Regions from separate parts of the Homo sapiens genome. Here region 2 is linked to region 1. The links are chromatin loops, found by intact Hi-C in ENCODE. Cell type or tissue: endothelial cell of umbilical vein. All regions are shown on one strand. Links, peaks and the distances in the headings refer to the core of each region. The heading gives the core; the rest is flanking DNA. Region 1 has its middle 96 kb from the start of RDX. Region 2 has its middle 98 kb from the start of FDX1.

The links. A loop is a pair of places that touch in the nucleus more often than their neighbours do. Peaks named below come from ENCODE experiments on the same cell type or tissue, not always from the same donor. Only the 100,000 strongest peaks of a DNase experiment are listed, where the experiment ranks them.
Region 2: it touches region 1 in a loop (7-fold over the local background); 2 of 110 quality-filtered maps call a loop at or near these places.

What each region holds. Positions count from the first base shown.
Region 1 is chr11:110,192,565-110,208,458 of GRCh38, forward strand. It overlaps a transcript of RDX not described here. Among named protein-coding and RNA genes, the nearest start is that of RDX, 96 kb to the right of the region's middle. RefSeq lists an enhancer at 352-461 and a silencer at 7,700-7,994. In endothelial cell of umbilical vein, for the core only: a CTCF peak has its summit at 8,939 (motif pointing right); a DNase peak (open chromatin) is centred at 8,967; H3K27ac peaks cover 810 bases.
Region 2 is chr11:110,519,879-110,535,772 of GRCh38, forward strand. No RefSeq gene overlaps it. Among named protein-coding and RNA genes, the nearest start is that of FDX1, 98 kb to the left of the region's middle. In endothelial cell of umbilical vein, for the core only: a CTCF peak has its summit at 9,373 (motif pointing left); no DNase peak of the experiment used is centred there; H3K27me3 peaks cover 161 bases.

The DNA of each region.
Region 1 (15,894 bases), core at 4,675-12,674:
AGAGTAAGCAGACAATCTGCAGAATGGGAGAAAATATTCTCAAACTATGCTTCTCACAAAGGTTTAATATTCAGAGTCTCTGAAAAATTTAAATCATTCAAGAAGCAAAAAACAAATAACTCCATTAAAAAGTAGGCAGAGGACATGAACAGACACTTCTCAAAAGAAGATACAAGCAACGACAAACATATGAAAAAATGTTCCGCATCACTAATTACCAGAGAAATGCAAATCAAAACCACAATGAGATACCATCTCACAGTAGGCTGAGTGGTTAGTATTGAAAAGTCAAAAAAAAAAACAGCAGATGCTGGTGAGGTGTGGAGAAAGAGAATTCTTATACACTGTTGGTGGGAATATAAATTAGTTCAGCCACTGTGGAAAGCAGTTTGGAGATTTCTCAAAGAACTTAAAACAGAACTATCATTTGACCCAGTAATCCCATCACTGGGTATATATTCAAAAGAAAAGAAATCACTCTACCAGAGAGACACATGCACTTACATGTTCACCACAGCAGTACGCCCAATAGCAAAGATACGGAATCAACCTAGGTGCCCATCAACAGTGGACTGGATAAAGAAAATATGGTACATATACACCATGGAATACTATGCAGCCATAAAAAAGAATGAGATCATGTCCTTTACAGCAACATGAATGCAGCTGGAGGCCATTATCCTAAGCAAATTAACATAGGAACAGAAAACCAAATACCACATATTTTCACTTATAAGTGGGAGCTAAACATTGAGTACACGTGGACATTAAGATGGGAACAACAGACACTGGGGACCACTAGAGACGGGAGAGAGGGTTGGGGGCAGGGGTTGAAAAACCACCCATTGGGTAGTATGCTCACTACCCGGGTGACAGGATCATTCATACCCCAAACCTCAGCATCATGCAATAAATTCATGTAACAAACCTACACATGTACACCCTACATCTAAAATAAATCTTGAAATTACAAAACAAAATAGAATAAACTATTTTCTCCTCTCAACTGCACATTTTTGCCATCTAATGACCTTCCTCTTTAACATGAAAATTATGCTACTCCTTTCCCTCTTCCAAAGAAGACACTCTAAGAACAAAAAGAACCTTAGAAATCATTTAGTCCAAACACCTCATTTTACAGCAGAGGAATCGGAGGCCCTGAGAGTTGGAGTGATGTGTCCAAATTCCAACTACTAATTAGTGGCAGAGCCGCAGCAAATGCCCAGGTTTTAACACCCACAGGCTGAAAACTCTCAATCCTTCACAGCTTCATTAACCAAACTTTTGATTATACAGCATTATCTCTAATTGGGATTCTCTCTTACTGCATTATAAACCGAAGCAATTGGTAATTTGTCCCATACATTTTATAATAACGTCCCTTCATATCACCAGTCCTGGCTAGAAAAACCCATATGTAGAAAAGGTTTTTGCCCAGTGCATTGCACAGGAATTAGCTGTTGAAGGCAGCGGCCCACGCTGTGCCCTCTTTATCTTTTGACCTGGAGCCTCAGGTTCCCTGATATATCTATTAAAAGGTGAGAGTAAGAACAGATGTGGCACAACTCTTCAGAGTTACTTGTTCAATGTTTTAAAGAGCTTGACAGATGATTTCCTCAATTCTCTTCCAGGCTGTATTTTTTAATACACAAAAAGTAATCTTGCAAGAGCTGTTTGCCCCTGCCATAGGGTAACAATAGGCTGGAGTGCAGTGGCGCAATCCTGACACACAGTAACCTCCGCCTTCCGGGTTCAAGCGATTCTCCTGCCTCGGTCTCCCGAGCAGCTGGGACTACAGGCACCTGCCACCACACCCAGCTAATTTATGTATTTTTAGTAGAGACGGGGTTTTGCCATGTTGGCCAGGCTGGTCTGGAACTCCTGACCTCAACTGATCCGCCCACCTCAGCCTCCCAAAGTGCTGGGATTACAGGGGTGAGTCACTGCACCCAGCCGGATATTACAACTTTTCGTTTCTTGCATTCCCAGGTCTTATGACTGAATGATTTTATGCCAACTTCCACTTATAATCAAGGAGAGGACTGAGAAACCATAATTTGATAAGAAACCACAACTATGTGGTTATCCTTTAAGTTATAAAAGTGCCTGATAACCAAAGATTTCACATAAATTACAAGAGACCACTTTGGGAATAAATATTCCTTGATATTAGACAAACAATATTGTATCTGCCTAGTGTCCCCTGTAGGAGGAGGTTGTCTCTAAAATAACTAGACTTAATATCCTTGAAAAACATCAGTGACAGATGGAAAATCCTATGTCATGTTGGCATATTTTGTGGGGTTTTTCAGAAAATCTTTAAGGGGTAACTTCGTGCCCAGCAGATACCTGTCAAATAATCACAGCACAACATGCTCTTGAAGGCTGTAAGAGTGACTTTTTTGGTTGTTTTTTGTTTTGTTTTGTTTTGTTTTGTTTTGTTTGAGACAGGATCTCGCTTTGTCGTCCAGGCTGGAGCGCAGTGGTGCGATCTCAGCTCACTGCAACCTCCACCTCCCGGGTTCAAGCGATTCTCCTGCCTCAGCCTCCCGAGTAGCTGGGATTACAGGCACACACCACCATGCCCAGGGGGGTTTCACCAAGTTGGCCAGGATGGTCTCGCTCTCTTGACCTCGTGACCCATCCACCTCAGCCTCCCAAAGTGCTGGGATTACAGACGTGAGCCACCGTGCCCAGCCAGAGTGACTGTTAATGCAGCTGACTCATGTCACAAACTGTCACCCAATCCTCTAAGCTTCGGTCCTTGGACATTCAAAACACCTCAAAGTGCCAGGACTAGTGCCATCTTATGAATTAATAATGCTGCTTCACATCCCAGCTCTGCCACTGAACTCTCCTCAACCCTCTTTCTCCAAACACTGGCCAGGTCCGAAGTAACTGAAATCAGAGAAGATGGGAACCTGAGATGGGGCAGGCAAGCAATATTCACCGCCTACCACCAGGATGCAGAATCAAGTGCGCAGTAAGGCTCAGGCTGATGTTAGAATATATTTATTGCTACATTTATATACAATTATACAAACAGCCCAGACAGGAAAGAAATGTTGCATCGATTTCTGCAGATTCCACCAACATGTGCACAGAAATGGAGCTGTTCACCACTGAGTTTGCTCTTGGATTGAAGCCAAATATAAGTCACATACATTTTTTGAAAAAGTGGGAAATTCTTGGAAATCCTGTCCATAGATTCTTCCTTACAAGCTAGTCATGCAGAAAAAAGTGGGTTCTCATAAGCTGATGCCTTCCAGCATGTTTGGGGGATAGAGTCCTGAAGATGGGGTGCAGTAGATGCTGGCTTGGGACTGCAGGGTGCTGTGCGAAGTCCCAAGTCCTGGCCCATCTTGCTAAGGTCTGTCTTTAGGAAAGGCAATTGAGAGGGGTCTGGAGAGAAAGAGAATAGCAAGAAAGGGAAATCCAACAGTAAACTGAGAAGAGGAGAGAACCATGAGCCAGGGCCCTGGGTAATGGAATACTGGTCCATCCAGTTCCAGCTGAGATTGCAGACTTTGGGGGATATACACATTCAGAACACCAGGTATGTCCTTATCCTAAAGCTTCCCATAAGTCAGTAGCCAGGGGCCTGCATGAAGACACAGAAAGTGAATAGGAAAGTCAGGCAAGAAAGAAGAAAACTCAACTTGAACACTCGTATTATCAACATTCAGTTGAAAAGGCATGACCCTGAATGTCTTTGCACATTTTGTAAGTTAACATTTAGTCATGGTTAGTTGATGGTTGAGTGATGAAGGGGAATGGAATGCCAGTGAGGAAATGTAATGATGTACAGATTGTATCAAAATAAAGGTGCGTCCACAAACTCTACACTCTGACCTCAGCCTGGTTAGAATTACTTTTGGCCTCAAAAGGAGTCTCACATATAGATTTTGCAATGTTCTGATCCAGAATTATGATGTGGATATAAGATGACGGTATAAACACTCTCTCTTTCATGTCACAGTCACATACACCTTAGTGACGTGAATCCCAAGAGAAATTGTTGAGCAGCCACAGGGCGTGTGTGCTTAGGGAATGAGTTCACCTTATTTACACCAGCTCCGTCTGACCCACCTCAGGCCCCTTCCCAACTCAGGAATCCAGGAGGGAGGACCTGCAGATTGGGTTTACTCTGGCCTCCTCAGCTAAAATCAGCTCAGAGCCTCAGAGAAAGGTCTGAAGGTTGAGAAAAAAGGCCCATGACTCTAAATACACCAGACTGTGCCAGGCTTTGGGGTTGATTAGTAATTTGGGTACAGTCTGGTCCCAAGGCTGTAGGGGTCCTATTCATGTGGAAACCAGTCAGTTCTATCTTGTTCATGGCTTATTTTATTTTTGAGACAGGGTCGCGCTCTGCCACCCAGGCTGGAGTGCAGGGGTGTGATCTTGGCTCACTGCAGCCTCGACCTCCTGGGCTTAAGCAATTCTCCCACCTCAGCCTCCCGAGTAGCTGGGATCACAGGCATGTGCCACTATGCTCAGATAACTTTTTGTATTTTTTGGAGAGCCAGGGTTTTGCCATGTTGCCCAGGCTGGTCTCAAACTCCTGAGTTCATTCAACCCACCTGTCTCAGCCTCCAAATGTGCTGGGATTACAGGCACGAGCCATAGCGCCTGGCCTGTGCATGGCTTTAGATGTCACGTTTAATTCCTTAATGTCACCATAATCCTACAGGCCCCTAGTCACGAGGAAGATAGGATGACAGTGCTGTGGAGAAGCCCTGGGGGCAGTGGGAGACGGACCAGAACATCACTCAAGAGTCCCTGTTCTTTCTCTTGGGTCAATAATTTTATAATCAACTATGGAGAGGCCCAGCAGTTCTTCCAAGGGTGCCAACTATGTGACACCTCAAGCTGGAGGATGTGGCAATCACCAACTCTGTGGATCCCTTCATAAATTCATGTCTAGATAATTCAAAATCTCTTTCTGTCATTTGATCTTGACTTTTCATGCAGAAACTTTCTTTTCCTACTTCTGACGACAATAGCTCAGAGTCAAACTCACTCAAAGGATTTGCTCTAAAAAGAACATTAACAGATGAAAATCAAGGAGGAAAAATCATAAAAGATCAGGTAGATTTTACTTTGGGGAGTTTTACGAGTTGACAAAATGGAAAGAGTTACATGAATGAATTTCTGCACTGGAAGAAATGGCTAAAGATAAATAGCTAAGAAGAGTATTGTTTGCGGCAATCTATGGCACATTAAGAATGTGCTTTAACCCAGGATTTTAGCTCAAATATCAGAAATAAGACCAGCTGGATTCTCAGCTAGACCCGTTTCAAAGAGAGTGAGAGCAAATGATGATGGATGTGTCGTAGCATTTCAAGTGGACTTTGAAACAATGAAAGTGTTTTGGTAGTGTCATGAAATATCAGAGAGAATCTTGCACGACCTTAAACTCATTTCAGGGCAGGCCAAATTCAAGGCCAAAGAAGCAAATTGCTTCTAAAAGTTCCCCACCTTAAATGAACACATGTGACCATTTTTTTGTCACATAAATAAGTCTAAAACATAATATTTCTATAAAGAACATTGGTTCTACATCTTTAAATATTATCTCAAATATATTGACCTTTAGCTAGAAGGAGGTTTAGAGAACTTTGGGAGGCTTAATCAGCAAGTTGGGGGAACTCAAGATTTACAACATAAACAACATTGTTGTGGTTTTATTCACAAATGGGATGAGTCAAATAGTCTCTGCCAAAAAAAAAAAGAATTTAAAAACCTGTTATCATGGTAATCATATTGAAAAATGATTTTTAAATATTACCAAATTCAGGTCAGTACATAATACTATATTAACCTAGCTTATTAACCAATTCTTTAATTCTTCTGCTCCAGGAATCCCCAATCCCTGGGCCGAGGACCAGTACCGGCGTGTGGCCTGTTAGGAACTGGGTGGCATAGCAAAAGCTGAGTGGTGAACAAGCATTATGGCCTGAGCGCCGCCTCTTGTCAGATCAGCAGCAGCATTAGATTCTCAAAGGAGCGAACCCTATTGTGAATTGTGCATGCGAGGGTTCCACGTTGCACGCTCCTTTATGGGAATCTAATGCCTCATGATTTGAGGTGGAACAGTTTCACCCCAAAACCATCCCCTCCACCCCCCAACCCCACTCCCAGCCCATGGAAAATTTGTCTTCCATGAAACCAGTCCTTGGTGCAAAAAGGTTGGGGGCCACTGTTCTACTCAATGTGCATGTACAAAACTTCATTTTTAAGTAAATCTGAATACGTCTTTTTTTTTTTTTTTGAGACGGAGTCTCGCTGTCATCCAGGATGGAGTGCAGTGGTGCCATCTCGGCTCACTGCAACCTGTGCCTCCTGGATTCAAGCAATTCTTCTGCCTTAGCCTCCGAAGTAGCTGGGACTACAGGCATGCACCACCACTCCTAATTTTTTTTGTATTTTTAGTAGAGACGGGGTTTCACCATGTTGGCCAGGCTAGTCTCGAACTCCTGACCTCAGGTGATCCACCTGCCTCCACCTCTGAAAGTGCTGGGATTATAGGCATGAGCTACCGCACCAGGCCTGAATATGGATTTTTTAAAAAGAAGAAAAACCTCCCAGCAGAACAGAAGTGTCATAAGAGAACTTGCACCATAATACTTTCATTCTCAATGCTAGAGAGGGCTCTTTCTAAAGGTAAGAGAATCCCCTAAAGTAGGAGGTCCAATCAGCTCACCAAGATTACAGGTAAAACATCATTTTAATAAATTCTAGCTCACCTCAAAATTATTAAATTGGAGGATGATGTTCTTGATTGGCAAAGAGCCCAAGAGATGCAAACTATTGGGAAAGAACCTGGAAGGGATGGAATCAGAGGCTGTAAAGATAGAGGTTGCTCTTGGTCAGTTCCTTTGACTTGAAATCCACAGGTCCTGTGGATGAACAGGTTCAGATTTTATGAGGTCCCACCAGCATCCTGGCAGTGGAAGGTGTGGCAGGTCTAGTGGGCAGGTGAGCTGGCCCTGGCCACGGCTGCCAGTTGTACTTACCTAGTGAGGGAGGGAGCCTTCTTCCTAAGGGTTACATTTGCTTTATGCTGCTTTGGCAAGAGCGCATCTGGAACAATGCATACAGTTTGGGTCCCCACCTTTCAAAAGAGACATTAAGAGATTAGAAAGCATTTAGCAAAAGAACACAGTAGGAAGCTGAATGGGCAGGCTGACTACTTGCTCAGCACATTGCAACATCAGGGCGCTCTTGTCAGCCTGGATTATGTAGGGCCTGTTATTGTCAAACTGTCTGCCTAATCTTTAACCTCTTTTTTTTTCCAGTCCACCTTTGAAACTCCACGATTAGAATGTGGAAATAAGAATAACTTTAAACCTTCCTTTTAAATAGATGCTAGACTTCAAATAGTGCAGCAACTCTACACAAGCTAACTAGTCTCTTTCAATAATAAGACCTATTATTTAGAATAGTAGGTCTTGTCTTAAAGCCATAAAAATCAGAACTTCATGTCATTCAGTAATGTGTTCTACCAGATTTTATATTTTATGTGAAGTTCTCTTTTGATTAACCGAGGCATTGTTAAAGTTATTTTCAGGTAGCAACCAGACTAATGGATCCAAAATACTTTATAGTGCCTACTCTGAAATCAATAGTTGCTATGTTTTTGAATAAGCAAATTCTCAGTACCTGCCTACTAAAAGACTGGATAGGTTAAGACAAACAAACCATGAAAACTACCTCCTCTGCAGACACGTTGGCATTGCCGGAATTAAAGAGGTCAATTTCAGCCCTACTCTCTCTGGTCTGTCTTCCTCAGCTGACTCACCTGCCATTCTCCGATATATCCCTTAGAGATAAAACAAAGTCAGAATTAACTTGACAAAGAAACTGCTAAACTGGCCAAACGTATCCATGAGTCAGTTCCCTGACTGGGGAGAATACTGGTTACAGTATTTTCTAACCTTGTGGGTAAAACAATTAGAAATGCAGTTACTAGCAATCTCTATCTTACGAATGAGTTATGAACCAAAAGGGCAGCTGTGGTGGGCTGTTTCCCATGGAAACCACGTCATGAAGAGTGATTTTGTTTCTAGGCAGTTTAACCCATAATGAAAAGCTGAGTCTTTGCAGTAAAATACAGTAGAAACTCCAAATTTGTCAAAGATTGTAATAAAGGAACATAGAAACAATGACATTTATTAATGGTTTTATAATTCTTCTTTAATACTTGAGCTTGATGTTAACCTGGCCAGAAATAATTCGATGGTTCAATAGTACCTGAAATTTAAGAACATTTTAAAGGGAATTCTAACTATTTTCAAAGACTTTGAAGGTTAGTCTGGCTGGCACTTTATTGTATGACATGCCATTTCAGGCTGAGTAATTCCAGCACTTTGGGAGGCCGAGGCAGAGATCACCTGAGGTCGGGAGTTCGAAACCAGCCTGACCAACATAGAGAAATCCTGTCTCTACTAAAAATAAGAAAATTAACCGCGCATGGTGGCGCATGCCTGTAATCACAGCTACTCAGGAGGCTGAGGTAGGAGAATCGCTTGAACCTGGGAGTTGGAGGTTACGGTGAGCCAAGATCGGGCCATTACACTCCAGCCTGGGCAAGAAGAGCAAAACTCCCGTCTCAAAAAAAAAAAAAAAAAAAAAGAAATGTCATTTCAAAATGTATAGCTGTAGTTTTTCCATAGTCACTAGTAATATTATTCTCACTGTGATTAACTAGTAGTACTATTTATGTAGATTTAGACTCATAAAGGAGCAGAGAGAGCAAAGGAAGAGAATTATTTTTCATGAAAATAATGAGAAAATTTAGGAGAGCATGAGAAAGGAGGATTTGGGAGTAAAGTTAATAGATGAAAGGCACAAGAGAGGGAATAGAACTGAAGGAGAAAACTGCATGTATGAGTTTCCCTAACAGGGAAAGAAAGGTGAAGAGACGTCAGAAATTTCCAAGCTTTGCCACCAGGTGGCGGCATGAGATTAGATGACAGTATTTTAGCTGAAGGCAGCAGCAACTGAAGGGTAGTGAGGGTGAGATACATAAAAATCACATGAGCTGGATATTCACAACACAGGAGGCTCAGGATTTGTGAAGCGGTAAGCCATGGGTTAGAATATATATCAAGTTATAGCAAGAATATATATTAAATTATGTGTTAGAATATATAATAAGGGACGCAAACCTAGTTGAACTTATTTTTTAAGATGTTGTCTCCCTCTGTCACCCAGGCTGGAGTGCAATGGCGCCGTCTTGGCTCACTGCAACCTCTGCCTCCAGGATTCCAGCGATTCCTGTCTCAGCTTCCCAGGTAGCTGGGATTACAGACACATGCCACCACATCCGGCTAATTTTGTGTGTGTGTGTGTGTGTGTGTGTGTGTGTGTGTGTGTGTGTGTGTGTGTGTTTTCAGTAGAGTTAAGGTTTCCCCATGTTGGCTAGGCTGCTCTCAAACTCCTGACTTAGGTAATCCGCCCGCCTTGGCCTCCCAAAGTTCTGGGATTACAGGTATGAGCCACTGCGCCCGGCCTAGTTTAACACTTTAAAGAATCTATTTATCTAGTACAGGCCATGGCTCACACCTGTAATCCCAGCACTTTGGCAGGCTGAGGCCAGGGGTTGATCACCTGAGGTCAGGAGTTTGAGACCAGCCTGGCCAACATGGGGAAACGCCATCTCTACTAAAAATACAAAAATTACCCGAGCGTGGTGGCCTGCACCTGTAGTCCCAGCTACTCTGGAGGCTGAGACAGGAATCGCTTGAACCCTGGAGGCAGAGGCTGCAGTGAGCCAAGATCATGCCACTCACATTCCAGCCTGGGCAAGAGAGCAAGACTTCATCTAAAAAAAAAAATCTGTCTAGTTTAGTATATTAACATTTTTCTTTTAGACAGGGTTTTGCTCTGTCCTCCAAACTGGAGTGCAGTGACATGATCATGGTTTACTGAAGCCTCAACATCCCAGGCACAAGCAATCCTCCCACCTTAGCCTCTCGAGAAGCTGGGACCACATGTGTGCTTCACTACACCTGGCTAATTTTTCTTTCTTTTTTTTTTTTTTTTTTGGTTGGGGAGGGTGGGACATGAGGTCTCACTATGTTGCCCAGGCTGGTCTTGATCTCCTGGGCTCAAGCAATCCTCCTGGGATTACAAGCATGAGCTGCTGCACTCAGCCAACAGTTTTTTTTTTAAAAGTAAAGACATACAAATGGCAGCAGATATATGAAAAGGTGCTCAACATCATTGAGCATCAGAGAAATGCAAACCAAAACTGCAATGAGATAATCATCTTACCCCAGTTAAGATGGCTTTTATCCTATTAAGACAGGTAATAACAAATGCTGGTGAGGATGTGAAGAAAAGGGAACCTTTGTACACTGTTGGTGAGACTGTAAATTAGTACAACCACTATAGAGAACAGTATGGAGCTACCATATGATCCAGCAACCCCACTACTGTGTATATACCCCCCAAAAAGAAAATCATTATATCAAAAAGATACCTGCACTCCCATATTAACTGCAACACTACTCACAATAGCCAAGATTTGGAAGCAACCTAAGTGTCCATCAACAGATGAATGGATAAAGAAAATGTGGTACTTGCATACAATGGAGTACTATTCAGCCATAAAGAATAATGAGATCCTGTCATTTGCAACTACATGGATGGAACTGGAGATGGCTAATGTTAAGTTAAATAAGCCAAGCACAGAAGGACAAAAATTGTATGTTCTCACTGATTTGTGGGATCTAAAAATAAAAATAATTAAACTCATGGAGATAGAGAGTAAAAGGATGGTTACCAGAGGGTAAGAAGGGTAGTGGGGAAGCAGGAGGTTGGGAGGTGAGAATTGTTAATGGGTAAAAAAAAAAAAAAAAAAAGTAGAAAGAATGAATAAGACCTAGTATTTGACAGCACAAGGTGACTATAATCAATAATAATTTAATTGTACATTTAAAAATAACTAAAAGGGTATAATTAGATTATTTGTAACACAAAGGAGAAAAGCTTGAGGGGATGGATACCCCATTTTCCATATGTGATTATTACACATTGCATGCTTGTATCAAAATATCTCATGTCCCCCATAAATATATACTTATGTGCCCACAAAAATTAAAAATAAATTTTTTAAATAAAATTTTTAGTAGCATCATCTACAAAAAAGTTTTAAAAATTAAAAAATTAAAGTACACACACACGGTTGGTTACCTCAATATACTCAGAAATTGCGTTTAATAAATTTAAAACCCTCTTTTTATTTAAAAAGAAAAAACTCTTAGAAAAATATGTATATGTATGTAAAAGGAAGTTTCATAAATCTGATAAAAGTCATATACTAAAAATTAGGCTGGTGCCATGTGCCTATAGTCCCAGCTATTCAGGGGGCTGAGGTGGGAGGATCACTTGAGCCTGGGAAATGGAGGGTGCAGTGAGCCAAGATAACGCCACTGCACTCCAGCCTGAGTGACAGAGTGAGACCCCATCTCAAACAAGAAAAGAAATGAGACACCACTTATGTTCCACATGGGACTGGAAATTGCAGCCAGTCAACTCAGTAAGAAACAGAATAAAAGTTTTATGGATGGAGAAGACTGAAAACTATAATTATTTGCAGAAAATGAAGAAAGTCTGTGTAGAAAGCCCAAAAGACTTCACAAATTATTAGAAACGGTGAGAATGAAACAAGGTTCCTTAATTTAAGGTCAGCAAAAAAAAAAAAAAATCAACTGCATTCTCTACACCAGCCAGAAATAGTTTTCAAATGTAACTCTGAAAATGACAGCAAAAAGATGATTAATAATAAATCTAACAAAATAAATACATGATCTTAATGCAAAAATTTAAACAACTTTACTGAATGGCATCAAGGAAGACTTGGTGGAAAGACACTGCATATTCATGATTAGGAATGCTTAATATTGTACAGCTGTAATTACTTTTCTTTCTTTTTTTTTTTTCCTTTTTTTTTTTTTTTTTTTGAGACAGAGTTTCACTCTTCTTGCCCAGGCTGGAGTGCAATGGCGCAAACTCGGCTCACTGCAACTTCCGCCTCCCGGGTTCAAGCGATTCTCCTGCCTCAGCCTCCCGAGTAGCTGCGATTACAGGCACACGCCACCATGCCCGGTTAATTTTTGTATTTGTAGTAGAGACGGGGCTTTACCATGTTGGTCAGGCTGGTCTCGATCTCCTGACCTCGTGATCTGCCTGCCTTGGCCTCCCAAAGTGCTGGGATTACAGGCGTGAGCTACCGTGCCCGGCCGTACAGCTGTAATTTCTTACCAAATTAATCTGTTAATACATTTCCAAGCAAAAGTCCCCAAAGTATTTTTTCCCATACAGGTTACACGAATTTATGCAGAAGAACAAAGAACCAAAACTAGTCAGGAGCCTATTTTACAAACAAGGTGTAGCAACTTTTTAAGAAAGCTCAACCAGATATCAAGACTTGTTAAAAAGCAAAGGCTGTAGTAATTAAGACAGAATAGTATTGACACAGGGATAGAAACACTGACCAATGCAACAGATGAGAGTATAACAGAACAGAGGAAGAAATATGAAAGAAATGGCAATGGGATCAATAGGAAAAGGATGAACTGTTAAATAAAGTATCAAGACAACTAGTCATCTAGACAAAAAAATAAAATAAAATTGGATCCATACTTCATACCATGCACAAAAGTTATTTATAGCTGGACTAAAGATTTAAATGTAAAAATAACCAAACTTTTAGATGAAAATATAGGAAAATATCTTCATGACATAAAGTGAGAGAATAATTTCTTAAAACAAGACACACACAAGAAAAAATCCCCACAAATTATGAGGAGAATAATTTATAAATTAAGCTACAAGAAATTGTAAAACGTTTACCTATCCAAAAAAAAAAAAAAAAAAAAACCACCATAAAAAGCCAAAGAGACAAGGTAAGCCATGGAAGGAAATCTCTCTAAAACATTTAAATGTCAAAAGATTAGTAACCACAATGGAAAGAAATTATCTGAATTAACTGGATCAAGATAAACAATCTAATAAAAAACAGGCAAAAAAAAAGTTATTTCAAAGAAAATGAAACATGAAAGGCCTTTAAAGAAAAATTATGTTATATTAGTAATTAACAAAATGCAAATTATTAATAAAAGCACAATGTCATCTTAAACCTATCAAATCGGCAGAAATTGAAAAGTTTAGTGATATGAAGTGTGGCGAAGATGTGGATATAGCCTTACTTTAGGAAACAATTGATGGTTACATAGTAAAGTTGAAGATGTGCATATTCCATAATGACAGACAACTCCCCTCCCTAGGTCTCTGCTGTAGAAATACTGTTGTGCTTATTCACTAGAAAACATGAATAGAAGACAAAAATATCTGTGGCTATATTGTTTAAAGATTTTAAAAAATACTCGTAACAATCCTATAGCCAGACGCAGTGGCTCATGCCTGTAATCCCAGCACTTTGGGAGACCAAGACTGGTGGATTACTTGATGTCAGGAGTTCAAAACCAGCCTGGCCAAAATGGTGAAACCCTGTCTCTACTAAAAATAAAAAAAATTAGCTGGGTGTGGTGGTGGGTCCCCGTAATCCCAGCTGCTTGGGAGGCTGCAGCAGGAGAATTGCTTGAACCCAGGAGGCAGAGGTTGCAGTGAGCCAAGATCATGCCATTGCACCCCAGCCTGGACGACAGAGTGAGAGTCCATCTCAAAAAAAAAAAAAAAAAAATACTGGTAACAATCCAAATGTCCACCATTGGGGGAACTGATAAATTGTAGTGCACTCATAAAATAAATACAGCAGTGAAAATGAACCACAGCTATATTCATCAAAATGGATGTGCATGTGTGTGTAATAAAATTATGTTTTGAGAACTTCATCACGAATTACAAAAAAAAAACTAGTTGTATAAAGTTCATGTGTGGGCAAAACTAGACATTATATTGTTGTAGATACAAACACAGATAGTAAAAGCTAAGAAACGGATGACGTGATGGAGAGGAACATGCAGTGCCAGTTACTGGCAACATACTATTTTTCAAACTGATACATGAGTATCTAATATATATACATATATTCCATCATTTATATTTCTACTAGATGCATTTCATTCTCTAATACTGTTATAAATGAATCTCTAGTTTTTAAGTGTTTAAAAACAGAAAGTAATGAAGGAAAAATACTACAATAGATGGGGAAGTTATGAATTTTGTTCCAAATATCTTTGGTCTTTGAGCCATTCGAATTTCAAAGGTCTCAAAGAAACTATGTAGAAGTCAATAGTTACTCTAAGGACACTGAGTAAAAGAAGCAACTGTGTTATTTCCACAGTATTGGGTTGGAGTGAGACCCAAACGAGCAATTCTCAAAGTGTGGTCCCAAAACAGCAGCATCAGACTCACCTTTAAAACACGCAATTATTTTATTTTATTTTATTTTTTTTGTGGCATGGTCTCGCTCTGTTGCCCAGGCTGGAGTGCAGTGGCATGATCTCAGCTCACTGTAACCTCCACCTCCTGAGGTTCAGCCAATTCTCAAGCCTCAGCCCCCCTAGTAGCCAGGATTACAGGTGTGCACTACCATGCCCAACTAAGTTTTGTATTTTTGGTAGAGACAGTGTTTCACCACGTTAGCCAGGCTGGTCTCGAACTCCTGGCCTCAAGTGATCCGCCCGCCTCAGCCTTCCAACATGCTGGGATTACAGGCCTGAGCCACCGCACCTGGCCATAAATGCACATTCTTGAGCAGCTGCATAGATCTACTGAATGTGAAACCTGAGGAGGGCACCCTGCAATCTGTGTTTTAACAAGCCCTCCAAGTGATTCTGATGCACGCTAGTGTGAGAACCACTGCCAAAAGTTGTTCAAGTATCTAAGAAATCCCTTCATTATAACAAAATAAGACCTCCCTAGGGTCACATCAAAATATTAATAGTCATCCAGACAGAAAGACACAGCACTGGCCCTTAGGAGAACATTAGTTTTTAAAAACCTTTAACTCAGGAGGCTCGTTGGCCAAACCCAGCTTCCCATCTGTTTTTGTACAGAATGTGATTTAAGAATGTTTTTTACCTTTTTTTTTTAAACAAATCAGAGGAAGAATATTTTGTGACACATGAATTGTATGAAATTCAGAGTTAAGTGTCCATAAATAAAATTTTATGGGAACACAAACATGCTCATTATTTACATATAGCTGCTTATGCACTACAACAGCAGAGTTGTATAGCTGGGACAGAGACAACTGGCCTGCAAAGTCCAAAATGTTTAGTATCTGGGCCTTTTCATAAAGATCATTTGCCCTATTTGCTCTAATTTGATAGAATCTACTAGTCTAAAAGCAAAATATAATTACAGTAATTTTCTGTTGAAAACGCAATTTTCATTTTAATTACACACAGGCAAAAATCTAATAAAGAATCATAAGGAAGTTGAATCAGATTTTTTTTTTTTTTTTAATAGAGACGGGGCACCATATTGCCCAGGCTGGTCTCAAACTCCTGGGCTCAGGTGGTCTCCCGCCTTGGCCTACCAAAGTGCTGGGGTTACAGGCATGAGCCACCATGCCCGGCCCAGATCTATTTTTATCTACAAAGCCATTCAAATAACCCACACAGAGCATCTGAAAAATGTTACTAACGCTTTCTCTCTTCAAATTTCTAATAAATGACAAAGAATTGCACAAAGAATTGACTGGTACATTTCAATGAAATACTCATTCAGTTCTGAAAACGAATGTAGCGTTCTCCTCTGGCATTTATTCGGGAGGTTAACTCAAACTATAAGCCTGTCTCAAATGCTGCCTGATAACTTCATTTTTCAGCTCTCACAGTGGCCACCCTCCTCGCTGGCTCTCTTCTACATGCTAAAACTCACCAAGAGCCTTCTTCCCTTTGATCCTCAACCTCGAAT
Region 2 (15,894 bases), core at 4,431-12,430, 330 kb after region 1:
ATTTAGACGAATCCTGGGAATACCAGTGATAGCACTGCTCTGAGCAGCACCTTCAGCTCTTTAAACTACTCCAGCTGTTTGGGTCCTCCCTGCTGAGCTCCCAGATGTCAGGGAGCAGAGACAAGCAACTCATGCTGTACCCTGTCCAAATTCCTGACCTGCATGAGCATGAGAAGCGGTTGTGTTTTATGCCACTAAGTTTGGGTGGTTTGTTATGCAGCAATAGAAAACCAGAACATGTGGAATCTCCTAAGTTTTAAAAGCCATGCCTAATTCAAGATTTTACAACAACAATGGCAGTACCACAATGCTGGCCAATGCTGTGCAGACCAAACACGATTGCTGGATTTGTTCCCATAGGACACCAGCTTGAGACTTCAACTTAAGAAATTATAAATGGTAGGTGGTCGATGACCAATGGGACAAAAGAGAACCAGCAAGGAGGGCAGAGATTTCTTTGCAGAGAGATGGCAGGCACAGGGATTAGTGGGGTGCTCAGAATTAGTGCAGGTTTTCAAAAAATGAATGTTAAATGCAAGAAGGTTCTCATTGAGAGGCCAAAGGACCTTAATTGATCTGGAATACATTGGCATCTCATGTACCATATACTTAGATGTTTTGGAATTCACTCAAGAAAACCACTGATAGCTATTTTGGATCCACAAATACCAAGTATTTTCTCCTTGCAGGGAACCTCAGTCTGCAGGGTCCCATTTGTTTCATCCTTGCCTGGGAGCAACTAGGCACTGAGTTTTCCCAGGTTGCATTGTGAGAAAACACTAGAATGGACAGGACAAAGGCAGATAGCATAAGGAGACAGGCCCTTAGCAAATAGAGTCCATGCGAATAAGTCTGTGTGGACTCAGAGGACAAATGTAACAAACTCTTACATGGGCCAGCCTTCTCATCTCATGGGTAACTTGTTTCTAGTTACCCCTTGGATTGTGAAATTCATTTATACAAGATTGCCCATCAGTTGCAGTTAGCAAAGAGCACAGACCATTTTCAAACACATTACATATTGGAGCAAGAAGAGGTCTTATCATTCAGTCTTCTTGTTTTACAGACAAGGGAAAGGAAGGCCCAGAGAGGGAGAAGGACCTGCCCAAGGTCACACGGCCAGTTAGTGAGCAATTGAACGTGGAGCTCAGCTTGCCTTTCATTGTGCAACCAACTCATTTTTTCTGTGCTTTCAGTAGCTTTCTGTTTGACTTCATCTAACCACCTTCAGAGCACAATTTATACTCTTCTTCATGATTTCAGTAATTTGTGAAGACAGTATATTTTTCTAAGAAGGCCGAATTTTTCTAAGCTACAACTTTCTGCTGCTTTTATAGAATACTGTCTGTGCAGGGCTGTAATGAGAGTGGTTTATGTTGTCTTCTCAGCTCTGATTACCTCCGCTGAAGTGGGTGGGCTTATGTGGGCACTTACATTCTATAAGAATCTGGTTCTTACTCCATTTCCAATTCCTAAGTGATTTGACCCAGGATAGCTAGTCCATCAGCTGGACAGAAACCAATGGTTCTCTCTAAATACTTCCTACCAAGAGACTCAGGAACCATGGCTGGATGGCAGTGAGCTCTTGAATTAAAATGTTATATGGAGCAATAGCTGTGTGCAAGCTGAAGATAAGCAGTAAGATTTAGGGAAATCTGCATTGAAGATGGACAGGGGAGCAAACCCACAGAAAGAAGCCAAGGCAGGATCATGTGGCCTGGAGTGGGCAAAGGAAAGCACCGCTGTCCTCATGGGGCTCCCCTGCCAATCTTGTGCTATGGGGCCTGGCCGATAGCCTTTCTACTTGAACGAGCTATTTCTTACAACCCACTGATCTTCCCTCAGTGAGCCATAACCTAACAGTAGAGATAAAATATGTCAGGTCATTGAGTACCTGTAGATTCTAATTTGGCAAGTGTGGACAGGGCCTGGATGGCATATTTTAAAAGACCTTACTTCGCAATTCAGCAGACCAGCCAAGATCAAGAGCATCGTCCTGCAGAATAAGGTCCTGGCTCCTTGTAGGTACACATCCCCTTCTGTGCCTTGGCCTTGTCTGCCTCATTTGCCTCACTTTGCCCCAAGTCCTGCCTCAGAATTTATGCTTTTGAGCTTATGCTCAGAGATTTTCTCTAAGCTTCAGGGCTAAGCGGGATGGAATCCCTTCAAGGGCATCCTCCCCTAAGCTACAGAGCTACTCAAGAGGTCATATCTCCCTCTGAGTCCGCAATTCCTTCCCTCCTCATTTACAATCTTTCTCCATTTTATACCCTAGACTTCCCTCGGTCCCAGGGAAAGCACAGGAGGAATTAGGACTTCTCTGGGGCCATCCCAGGTCCTCACCTGCCCCCTGCCCCTGTGCTTCCTTCTACCTCCTCCTGGAATCACCCTCTTTCCTACAGGGAGTACCTCCCTTCCCTCCTCTCCTCCTGTCTCCCTCCCCCAGCCTGAGACATTCAGGCCAGAAGAACATCCTGGCATCTGCTGGGGGTCGGAAGGCTTTGGGGACAGACGTGAGCTGAGGGTGGAGAAGGGGGTCTGGTGTTCCAAGATGTGTCCTTCACATTCATTATTTTAGCTGACTTTTTTTTTTGAGCCTAAGAGAAATGCAAACACCTATCTCAAGAACAGACACTTTACACGGAGCTGTCTAGTACCATATTAAGCTGAAATGAGGAAATATTTTCCCAATTAGCAAGACACCTTCTATTTCCTGAGTCTTGAGTGCCTGTTAATAGATCAGTGTGTGGTTTCCGTCCTACTCACTGGTGGCTTCCTGTAACTTGAAGAAGCTACAGTATTCTTTTTGGTCTCTGAGACACCAGGAAGGGAACCTAACTTATTGGGTTATCCCACTTCTGACACCCCTGCCCCCAATTCCCTTCTTGCTGCTACTTCCCTCTTCTATGCTAGCTGTTCCCTTTGCCTTGAATCTCTTGTCTTTGCACTCCTTTACCATGCTGACTCCTGTCTTTTCTTTTCTGTTTTTTTTTAAGAAGGAGTCTCGCTTGGTCGCTCAGGCTGGAGTGCAGTGGCACAATCTTGGCTCACTGCAACTTCTGCCTCCCAGGTTCAAGCTGATTCTCCTGCCTCAGCCTCCTGAGTACCTGGGGTTACAGCCGCATGCCACCACACCAGGCTGATTTTTGTATTTTTAGTAGAGATGGGGTTTTACCATGTTGGCCAGGCTGGTCTTGAACTGCTGACCTCAGGTGATCCACCCACCTTGGCCTCCCAAAGTTCTGGGATTACAGGCGTGAGCCACCTGGCCTGGCTGACACTTTTCTTGGCGTTAACATGACTCCACATTTTTATTTTTCATACAGGACTCTGTTAGTTATTTAGTAAAGGAGACTCCGGACACCAGAAATAGCACCTCCCTCTGGAAGCTTTCCTTGATTTCCTCTCCTTTCTGTTCTCATAGACTCCATATCTGTCTCCATGTTGCACTGATCAGAGATAAGCACAAGGGCTTGATGATGGCTGAGTAATAGGTTAGTGGAGCCCTATAGCAAAGGGTCTCTTGGCCCCAGGAGTGATAGCATGAGACTACAGCATGACTATAGGTGCCTGAAAGGAGCTGTGGAAAGGGGTGGGTGATGGAGAAGCAGAGGATAATGGACGGGGTGAGAGCAGAGAGGGAGGAGCCACAGCCCACGATGGGGCCAGCCTGGGAAGAGAACTGGCTCTGGACATGCATGCTGGGAGGACCTGGAGCAGAGACACCTTGTAGAGAAGAGCAGATGACAGAGGGTACCTGGCAGATGGATGTCTTTGGTCCTGTAGGCTCGTGACTTTCAAATTTCTTTGAACCATAAATCATAATAAGGAAAACATTGTACTTCACAATCCAGCAAATAAATACACATCTACATGCTGTCTGAAAACAAGTTTCATAAAAAGTACTTAATTTTATTACATGTGAAGCACTGATACGTTCTATTCAATTCTAGTCTCTTTTATTGAAAAAATGCAGGTCAGACCATCTAAATTGATCTTACAACCCCTTAACAGATCAAGTTTGTGCATGTGTGTGTGTTTACCAACATTTTTTTGAAAAAATTAAATTCACAGAAAGATTAAAGAACAGTGAACATCCATATGCCCTTTATCTAGATTCATCACTTGCCACATTTGTACTATGTACATGAATATAATACACACATATATGGACATGTACATATGTGTGTACATGTGTACACACACACAACTGATTCCCATTATTCACGTATAGTTATACTCTAGAGAGTCATAGTGAACACTGAATTAGAGAATATGGAACCATTGTTCCTAAGGGAGATACAGGGCTAGATTGCTAAGAACCTCTGCTGGCATTTTCATTAAGCTTGTTTTGTGTGTGTTTCTGTTTGAAGACACTTTATGTATTATATATTGTTGATTCAGTAACACTGAGCATATGGCCGTTAGTGCTATGACTCATGTCTGAACGAAGCTTCTCTAACACGTGTTTTCTCCATGAGGTTCATCACAGCCCTCTTGCTCATGGGAACACTAGACAGCACTTCAGCCTTGTGCGTGGGGCAATCTTAAGTAGTGAAATCACCAACAAAAATAAAAATGCAAAAAATGTGCCACTAAATAGACCACAGAAAGGACACTTGTTTACAGTGTGAAACAAGAAGACAGAGTGTTGATCAACCTTCCTTGACCTCATCTGAGAATGTTTGTATCGGATGACTCAAAGTTTTCATCACTCTGTATGTCTGCAAGTAACCGTCAAAGCCCTATGAATATTGATTCAGGGGGCTATAATTCTGAAATACATTTTAGCAAGCAGGCAAATCTGCAAATATAGAATGTCAGTGATGAGTATCAGCTGTTTGTATGTGTGAACGTTGCAGACACTATGTCTCTTCCCCCTGAATGCATCTTTTAAGAATAAGGATATTCTCCAACATAACTACATGACCGTTACCCTGCCCAGGATAACTAACCTTCATTCAATAATATCATCTGTTATGCAGTTTATATTCAAACTTCTCCAATGTTCCCCAAGAATTCGAAGAGCTGTTTTTTGGGGGGGGCCTAAATTCAATCAAGGCTCACCCACACATTGCATGTAATTGTCTCTTTAGTCTCCTTTAATCTATACATCTCCTGCCTTTTAAGAAATTAACATTGATATGTTTGAAGAGTCCAAGCCAATGGTCTCTTAGAATGTCCCACATCCTAGATTTATCTGGTTGCTTCCTCATGATTAAATGTTGATGAAACCCTTTGGGCAGGATTACCCCAAAGCGGGTATTGGGTACTGCTTTTGCAGGCCAGGAGAAGGCTCCTATCACTTTGTCCCTCTATTGGTGAGGCTGTTTCATTCCTTCATTAAATTACTGCTGTAGATTGGGTGTGATGGCTCACTCACGCTTGTAATCCCAGCACTTTGGGAGGCCAAGGCAGGAGGATCCCTTGAGCCCAGGAATTCGAGACCAGCCTGGGCAACATAGGGAGACCCCATCTCCATACAAAATTTAAAACATTAGCCAGGCATGATGGCACATACTTGTAGTGCCAGCTAATCAGGAGGCTGAGGCAGGAGGGCTGCTTGAATCCAGGAATTTGAGGCTGCAGTGAGTCATGATTGTGCCCCTGCACTCCAACCTGGGTGACAGAGTGAGACTCTGTCTCAGGAACAAATAAATAAAAATGAAGTGCTGCTCTAGGTGAAGTAGGGTCAGCGCTGTAGAGGTGAGGGCCTGAAGAGTGGAGGAAGAACCAGGGATCATTGTTGTGAATGGGGAAGGAAGTCTTAGGGGCTGAATCCCGGCAGCGGCCTCTCTCCCAGGAGCAGAGGGCCTGCATCTGTCCTGGAGCCCTTCCCTTGTCAAGAGCATGAAGAAACACAGCGTCAATGTCTGGGGGCCTACTTTCAATTTCCAGTGAAATTAGGACAAAGTTCCTTTAGGCTTGATATCATTTCTTTTAAGCCTGAGGCTTGAAGTTGGAGCATTCTAAATGCGTAGGAAACTGTTATGAATAGCAACGAAAGGCAGAGTAACTAACACCTGACATAGCTATTTTCCTTGCCATTGCCTCTGCATGATTTAATATTTAATATGCTTGTGGTCAAACCAAGTCTGAACAGAGCAAGCCTGAAGCACTTCTAGCAACACAGCCAGGTGGCCAGGAGCCCAAAGTGATATAACTGCGGTTTACTCACAGGCTTTCAGAGTAACCTTTAGGGCTGGTTGAACTCTCAGACACCACTTAGCATTTCCTAACAATGATCTGTAATGCATTTGGGAAGCCTGTCTGAATCACCCAATTAGATCATGCTTTCTAATGGGCCTCAATGCAGAGATGCTGCCAACAGCTTTGGCAGAGGCACACAGAGCCCCCTTCTTTACAAGGCATCTTCCACTCTCTGTTTTTGATTTCACTCTCACAACATCACTGTGTTGTATCCCAGGTGGATGCTACTATTCCCACTTGCAGATGAGGAATCTGAGGCTCGCTGAAGTTAAGTGACTTGTGCAACGTCACAAAACCATTGAATGGTTGCTGTGAGCTTTCAACTCAGGAAAGGGCTTGACTTTCCCCTCAGGTGCCCTTTCCACTGTGGTGTTGGGAGTTAAGTAGAGGCAGACAGGTCATTACTGGATGGGAAATGCCCTGTGAGCCATTGCCAGCTATGTTTCTGTGTTGGCCTCCAGCAGTGCTTGTCTGATCAGAGACAGGGGTTATGTGGTTAGAACTGGGAAGAAGGCACCCACTAAAATTCTCTAGTGACTTGTTTTCACTTTTGTTTTAGGTTTAGGGGTATAAGTACAGGTTTATTATATAGGTAAATTGCATGTCACAGGGGTTTGGTATACAGATTATTTCATCACCCAGGTAATAAGCAGAGTACCGGATAGACAGTTGTTGAATCCTCACCCTCCTCCCACCTTGTACCTTCAAGTAGGCCCCGGTATCTATTGTTCCCTTCTTTGTGTTTACGTGTACTCAGTGTTTAGCTCCCACTTACAAGTGAGAACGTGGAGTATTTGGTTTTCTGTTTCTTTGTTAGTTTGCTGAGGATAATGGCCTCCAGCTCCATCCATGTTGCTACAAAGGATATGAGCTCATTTTTTAAAAATGGCTGTGTAGTATTCCGTGGTGTATATGTACCACATTTTCTTTATCCAGTCTACCATTGATGGGCATATAGGTTGACTCCATGTCTTTGCTCACTGTGAATAGTGCTGCGGTGAACATACATGTGCATGTGTCTTTATGGTAGAATGATTTATATTCCTTTGGGTATATACCCAATAATAGGATTGCTGAGTTGAATGGTAATTCTGTTTTGAGTTCTTTGAGAAATCTCCAAACTGCTTTCCATAATGGCTGAACTAATTTACATTTCCACCAGCAGTGTATGAGCATTCCCTTTTCTCTGCAACCTCGCTAGCATCTGTTATTTTCTGACTTTTTAGTAATGGCCACTCTGACTGGTGTGAAATGGTATCTCATTGTGGTTTTGATTTGCATTTCTCTGATGATTAGTAATGTGGGCATTTTTTCATATGCTTTTTGGCTGCATATTTGTCTTCTTTTGAAAACTCTGTTTATGTTCTTTGCCCACTCTTTAATGGGGTTGTTTTTTGCTTGTAAATTTAAGCTTATAGATTCTTGATATGAGACCTTTTTCAGATGCATACTTTGCAAATATTTTCTCCCATTCTGTAGGTTGTCTGTTTACTCTGTTGGTAGTTTCTTTTACTGTGCAGAAGATCTTTAGTTTAATTAGGTCCCATTTATCCATTTTTGTTTTTGTTGCGATTGCTTTTGGAGTCTTGGTCACAAAATCTTTTCTGTAGCCTATACCCAGAATGCTATTTCCTAGGGTATTTTCCACAGTTTTTATATTTATGTTTTACATTTAAGTCTTTGGTTCATCTTGAGTTGATTTTTGTATATGGTGTAAGGAAGGAATCCAGTTTCAATCTTCTGCATATAGCTAGCCAGTTATTCCAGCACCATTTATTGTATAGGGAGTCCTTTCTCCATTATTTGTTTTTGTTGATTTTGTCGAAGTTCAGATGGTTGTAGAGGTGTGGCTTTATTTTTGGGCTTTCTACTTTGTTCCATTGGTCTATGTGTTGGTTTTAGTACCAGTACCTTATTGTTTTGATTACTGCAGCCTTGTAGTATAGTTTGAAGTCTAGGTATAGAATCATATTGTCTACAAACAGAGATAGTTTGACTTTGTCTCTTTCTATTTGGATGGCTTTTATTTCTTTATCTTGCCTGATTGCTATGGCCACGACTTCCAGTACTATGTTGAATAGGAGTGGTGACAATGGGCATTCTTGTTTTGTTCTGGTTCTCAAGGGGAGTGCTTCCAGCTTTTGCCCATTCAGTGTGATGTTGGCTATGGGTTTGTCATAGATGGCTCTTATTATTTTGAGTTATGTTTCCTAAATGCCTAGTTTGTTGAGGGTTTTTAACATGAAGGGATATTAAATTTATTGAAAGCCTTTTCTGCTTCTGTTGAGATGATCATGTGGTTTCTGTTTTTATTTCTGTTTATGTGATAAATCACATTTGTTTATTCGTATATGTTGAACCAACTTGTGTCCCAGGAATTAAAGCCTACTTGATCATGGTAGATTAGCCTTTCTATGTGCTGCTGGATTCAGTTTGCTAGTATTATGTTGAGTATTTTTGCATGTATGTTCATCAGGGATATTAGCCTGAAGTTTTCTTTTTTCACTGTGTCTCTGCCAGGTTTTGGAACCAGAATGATGCTGGCCTCATAGAATGAGTTAGGAAGGAGTACCTCCTCCTCAGTTTGTTGGAATGGTTTCTGTAGGAATGGTAGCAGCTCTTCTTTATAAATCTGGTGGAATTGGGCTGTGAATCTGTCTGGTCCTGGGCTATTTCTGGTTGGTAGGCTTTTTATTACTGCTTCAGTTTTGGAACTCATTATTGGTCTGCTCATGGATGTGTTTGTAGTAGTCCCCAAGGGTTTTTTGTATTTCTGTTGGGTCAGTGGTAATGTCCCTTTTGTAATTTCTGATTGTGTTTATTCGGATCATCTCTTTCTCTTTTTTTCTTTGTTAGTCTAGCTAGTGGCCTATCAATCATATTTATTCTTTCAAATAATGAACTTTTGATTTTGTTGATCTTTTGTATATTTTTGCATCTCAATTTCATTCAGTTCATCTCTGATTTTGGTTATTTCTTTTCTTCTGCTAGCTTTGGGGTTGGTTTGCTCTTGTTTTTCTAGTTCTTCTAGGTGTGATGTTAGGTTGTTAATTTGAAATCTTTCTAACTTTTTGATGTGGGCATTTAGTGCTAGAATCTTCCCTCTTAATGTCTGGTGACTTCCCAGAAGGTCAGGAGGGCTCCCTCTACTGGAAGCATCAAAAGTGGCCCACAGCTTGGTGGTCAAGACCATAGAGTTAGAATTAGATTGAGATTGGAATCTCAGCTCTGCCTCTTACTGATGTGTGGCCTTGAGCAGGTTGTTTAACCTTGCTCATTGTAAGTCTTCTTACCTATAAAGTGTGGTTTTATAGTTTTTTATGAAGATTGAATTATTGTATGTAAGGTACTTAGATCAGTAGTAGACACTCTATAATTAATAACTGTTATTGTATAATGCACTTAGTAAACACTAAATAAAAAGCCATTGTCATGGCATTGAGATATTTTCATGAACAGTGGTTGCTACTTGCAGACGATGTCATTGAGAACTGAACATATTCTGTGACAGTGTCTCCCAGAGGCTAAAGAAACTTCCTAAGTACAGAAGCCTGTGATTTGCACCTATATAATGTGCTCCATGAGACAGTTTTCCATCATGTAATCAGTAGTGCATTGAATAAGTGCTGGACAAATGGAGGTAAGAGTTGTGTTTCTTGCCCTCAGGGAACTTATGATCTGGCTGGGGTTGGCCAGTGGGGGAAGGTGCAAAAACCCATGCATAGAAGATAAACACCAAATATGGTAACATCATCCATATGGAGAGGATTGGGTCCCTTTGGAGTACAGAGAATTAGGGGAGGCAAGAGCCAGGGTGGCCAGGCAAGTCCTGGCATAGGAAATGGACTTGAAAAGTAACATTAAGTCATTCCTACTCCCTCCTTGCTGAGCAGGAATGAGAAGGCTAACTCCCAATGACAGGTACCGACTTGGTATCAGTTCAGAGGACCTCCCAGGCCTCTCTGCCCTTTGGTGGGGGTGTTACCTTGTGTTCAATTGTAATTCTCTCAGAGGGTCCAGGCAGCTGGTATGGGTATTAGTCAGGGTCAGGCCATACATGGGTCTGGGAAGCTCTGTTCATCTACCTGTTTGTCCACTCAATTATCTATATTTGTCTATATGTCTGTCTGTCCACATCTGCTCATTTGCCTGTCCATCTTTTCATCTGTTGACCTGTGTATGTCTGTCCTTCCACTCATCTATCCATCTGTTAGTTCAATCATCCATCTATCTGCTGTCTATCTGTGTGTCCACCTGTCCTTTCCATGTTTCTATTGCTCATCTTATTCCACAAAAGATTTGCAGTGGATTACAGAAAACACAAGGAAACAAAACAAGCAGACACACACGCATGCACGTATGCACACATACACAGGATTAGAAAGGTCTATGAAGCTAAGAAGTTGCAAATGGGAACGGGGCTAAAACTCAGACTATGTAGAAATGACATAATTGGTTGCTGCTATAGTTGAGCCACAAATTTGTCTGCTATTTATTTTTACAGTTATCTTCCCTGAAGTAGACACAATCTACTATTTGTTTACAAGAAAAAATATTTTTTCTTGTTTTTAGCTCAAAAATAACTTTATCTCATGAGGCTTCCTTCAGTTTCTGGGGAGAGGCAGTTGTTGGTAGTTTTATATGGTGGCTTCTAAATCAGACCAGCCTGAGTTCATATACTGCATCCGTCATTCAACAACTGAGTAACCTTGGGCTCACTGAGTCTTTCTGTGTCATACTTTCCTAATCTATAAAAAAATGTGATAAGACAAGTATCATCTCAAAGGGCTACAGTGAGGATTAACTGTGATTGTATATACCCAGAACTTAGTAAGGTGTGGGACATGTAATTAATCTTTAATATATGACAGCACTTGTTATTATTGAACCTAATCATGTTTCGAAAGCAATCTCTTGAGTGTGGTTGAGCATTAGCATTCACTCAGCTTCTGCATGCAGAAATCATGCAGAAAGTCAAGGACAGAGCAGCTCTGCCCAGGATAGTGCCTGCTAGCCTTGGATGGGCAGGGTAGACACTCTCATTCTCCAATCTGTCCTGTCGATTAGCAATCTGCTTTTTCCCTGTCCCTCAAGGTCCAGTCATGGGGGAGTACTTAGCCAGACTGCCCTGACCTTGTGGCCCCAGCTGGGAAGCAGAGACTAGGCAAGCTGCTGCGACTCACCTAATCTTCCCAGCAGCCATCCCTTTGTGCTTAAAGATGATTAATTGCATGGGAGAGTAAGTGTGTATCCCTCTCCTTGGCTGCAGTTGCCTCTCTCCCTCAAGCTCTGCGTAGCCAGCAGCATTTCACTCTTAACCTTGCAGTCTTCCTGGGCCTGATTTGCATCCACAAAGTTTCTATGTCCTATTTAGGAGTTGAACCATCTCTCCTTAGAGATCAAGGGGTGTGGTGCAGGGGACAAGCAGGAGGTGGTGTGGCTTATTCTGTCTGAGAGCAAGAGCCAACAACTCAGTTGTGACTGTGTATATTTGTGTGCGAGGGAAGATAGGGTGAGAATGGAATAATTCCACTTTGTTTTTACTTTTAAGTATTGCACAAATGGTCTCTGGAGTCCGCTGTCAGCTGGTAGACTTTGATTTAAAAGCAATGAATTGTATCCTCCAGTTGTGAGTAAAATTACAAATATCTTCAAGATGCGCAGTGCTCTGAGAAAGGGAGCTCACTCATCCAGGCTCTGCGGATGCCTCCTGTCCAGAGAAGGACACAGCACCTCTCTCTCCAGAGGGGAAGTGGGAAATGCGGAGAAGACTGTGGGGAGCATGTCCCACAACACAGGGACTAGAGAAGAGTATGATTTAGGGACATAGCCTGGATCAGATATGGGGTAGGCAGGAATGGGAAGGCCAAGTGAAGCAACATGGGCCCCTTTCAGGCTCTGCAGGTAAAATCCTCTCAAATTCGTGTCTGGAGAGCAGCTGTGTAGTAGAATACCTGGTATCATCAGGTAGAATGGATGCTACTTGATGAAGGCTTCTTCACCTCAGCAGCAAATATATATATTTGATACAAAGCCTCACTCTGTTGCCCAGGCTGGAGTGCAGTGGTATGATTTTGGCTCACTGCAGCCTGGACCTTCCAGGCTCAAGCGATCCTCCCATCTCAGACTCCCAAGTAGCTGGGACTACAGGCACACCACCACACCTGGCTAATTTTTGTATTTTTTGTAGAGACAGGGTTTCACCATGTTGCCCAGGCTTGAGCTCCTGGGTTCAAGCCATCCACCCACCTTGGCCTCTCAAAGCACTAGGATTACAGACATAAGCCACTGCATCCAGCCAGCAAATATTTACCAAGTGCCCGCAATACAGAAATAGAAAGTCAAAGCTGGGTGTTATGGTTTGGATCTGTGTCCCCACAGAATCTCATGTCGAATCGTAATCCCCGTATTGGAGGCGGGGCCTGGTAGGAGGTGATTGTATCATTGGGGTGACCCTTCATAAAGAGTTTAGCACCATCCCGTTGGTGCTGTCCTCATGATAGTGAGTGAGTGATCATGAGATCCGGTTGTTTAAACGTGTGTGGCACCTCCCACTCTCGTTCTCTTTTCCTTGTTGCTCTGGCCATGTAAACTGCCTCACTCCCCCTTTGCCTTCTGCCATGATTGGAAACTTCCGTTATGCTTCCTGTACAGCCTACAGAATCATGAACCAATTAAACCTCTTTATAATTTGCCCAGTCTCAAGTATTTCTTCATAGCAGTGCAAGAACAGACTAATATGCGGGACATAGTGTCTCCCACCTGTAATCCCAGCACCTTGGGAGGCCAAGACAGGAAAATGGATTGAGGTCAGGAGTTTGAGACCAGGCTGGGCAAGATAGCAAGACTTCGTCTCTACAAAAAATAAAAAAAATGAGCCAGGTGTGGTGGCATGTGTCCGTAGTCCCAGCTGCTCCCAGCTGCTTGAAAGGCTGAGGCAGAAGGATTGCTTGAGCCCAGGAGTCTGAGGCTGCGGTGAGCTGTGATTGCACTACCGCACCCCAGCCTGGGCGACAAAACGAGACCCTGTCTCAAAAGAAATTAATAAAGTATGGTGCTCTTGGGATATGAAACCCGTGGATAGGGAGGACCAACTTTTTGTATATATGCAGGTTCCACAGGGCCAACTTCAAGACTTGAGTATGTGTGGATTTTGGTATCCAAGGGGATCCTGAAATGAATTCCCCAACTCTACTGAGGGACTGCTATATATTCAATAATTGTTTTTCAAAGAGGTCACATCTTCTTGGTATAGTTAAGCATATTGCAGAAGGAGTTTAAGCAAGATGTATACTTGGGGAAGGCAACCAAAGGGAAAGGTTGCTGAAAGGGAGATTTGGCCCCTTCTCAGCTAACCCTTTGGCCAGGGGCTCAGCTCCAAGACCCCCCGTCTGAACACCTGGGAATGAGAACACTGGGGCATGCCATTTTGAAAAGAAAAAACTACTAATTACCTGCATAGAATAGATATTAAGAAGAGATTTCTCTAGGGATTTCAAAAAAAATAATCCATTGATTTAATAACTAACCAATTTCCTTATGGAAACAACGACATTTCATCAAGCACATGTTTAATTTTGGACATTCAACAATTTTCTGGATAAAAGAGAAAGAAACGCACGTGGGAGCACACACACACACTCACTCGCTCTTAAATGGTCTGGACCATTGACCCTGCCAATCTCAGTGCTTACAGACCTGGTGAACATGAATGGGAAATTAGAATATAGGCTTTCTTCAATAGGTCTCAGTTTTTATGAACCGTACACAGAATGAGTATTTCGTTGCTTTGGTGTTGAACATTTTTTTTTTGGTTTTTGTTTTAAAATGACCAATCTACTTCATTTCATACTCACTGGAGAGATGAATCTGTTGTAATCGTGGAGGAAACCTTGGCTTTGTTGGACTTACTGAGAGATACTGTCTTCAACATGGTGCTCTCCTAAGGAAATTTCAAGAGTACTTTTAATCATTTGTGAGCATATAAGTTTAGTTTTAGATGCGTATAATATAAAACTCAAATTAGTGACTTAAGATGGATTTTGATATCTTTCCAACAAAAATGTCCAGAGAAAAAAATGGTCCGGGTTGGTGACTCTGTGGCTGTGAAAGATCCAGGTTCTGCCTGTCTTCTGCTTCTTCTATTTGCCAAGACCAGCTTGGTCAGGGAGACCCTAATCCAGCAGCGCTAGAGGAATTAAACACACACACAGAGAAATATAGAGTGTGGAGTAGGAAATCAGGGGTCTCACAGCCTTCAGAGCTGAGAGCCTCGAACAGAGATTTACCCATGCATTTCCTGACAGCAAGCCAGTGATAAGCATTGTTTCTATAGATTATAGATTAACTAAAACGATTCCTTATGGGAAATAAAGGGATGGGCCGAAATAAAGGGATGGGTTTGGCTAGTTATCTGCAGCAGGAACATATCGTTAAGGCACAGATCACTCATGCTGTTGTTTGTGGTTTAAGAATGTCTTTAAGCGGTTTTCCACCCTGGGTGAGCCAGGTGTTCCTTGCCTTCATTCAGGTAAACCCACAACCTTCCAGCGTGGGCGTCATGGCCATCATGAACATGTCACAGTGCTGCAGAGATTTTGTTTATGGCCAGTTTTGGGGCCAGTTTATGGCCAGATTCTGGGGGGCCTGTTCCCAACACTATTATTGGCACATGTTTTCCAACTCAAGGCCACCCATGACCCAAGATAATTACAGTAACATCTTAGAGTCACATTCTAGGCAGGAAGAAGGAGAAAGGGAGGAAAGAGCACAAAGGTGACCCTCCCAGTCAAGTAAACCCCTTTGAGATGCTTTCCCAGCAGCTCCAACGATGACTTCAGCCTATATAGCATTGGCCACACCTAGCTTCAAGGGAGACTGGGCATACTGTTACCCAGAAGAGTCCTGGGGTTCTATTAGCGTGTGAGTAGGGGAGAATGAGTGTTGGGGAGGAAATAGTCTCTGCTATGAGTTTTTTGCTTATGAACTGACTTTAAAATCCAATCTCCATGTAAGGTAGATCTCCAATGTAACTCAGAGCCCTCCAGGTCTTCTGGGGCTCTTTGTGACTTGCTCATTCCTAGAAGGCAGGAATGCTGACATGGGCTAACCCAGAGGGCACTAGGGCACCAACTGACATGGTGTGAGTTTGCTCTGCAATTTGGATGGAGAGTAGAAGGGCAGAAAGTAGGTTCTTCATCCTTACTTTATAGAGGAAGAAAGCAAGTATAGCAGTGACAGTTTCTCAGGGACAAGAAGGGCTAGAAACATGGTAGTACAGGATGCAGGAAGGAAGAGGCAGAGCTTTATTGGTGGTGGGGAGGCGGGGGTGGGGATGGAGGGTGGGGCCTTTAGCACTTTGTATCACCAATGCTGAGTCCTGGGAGCCTTCTGTAGAGGGTGTGTCAGAAAATGTTCGGGAGTGTATTAGGCCATTCTTGCCTGGCTATAATGAAATACCTGAGACTGGGTAATTTATAAAGAAGAGAGGTTTAGTTGGCCCATGGTTCCACTGGCTTTACAGAAAGCATGGTGCTGGCATCTGCTCAGCTTCTTGGGAGGCCTCAGGAAGCTAATAATCATGGTGGAGGATGAAGGTGGAGCAGGCATGTCACAGGCCAGAGCAGGAGCAAGAAGGGTGGGGAAGATGCACACGATTGTCAATGACCAGATGTCCCAGATCTT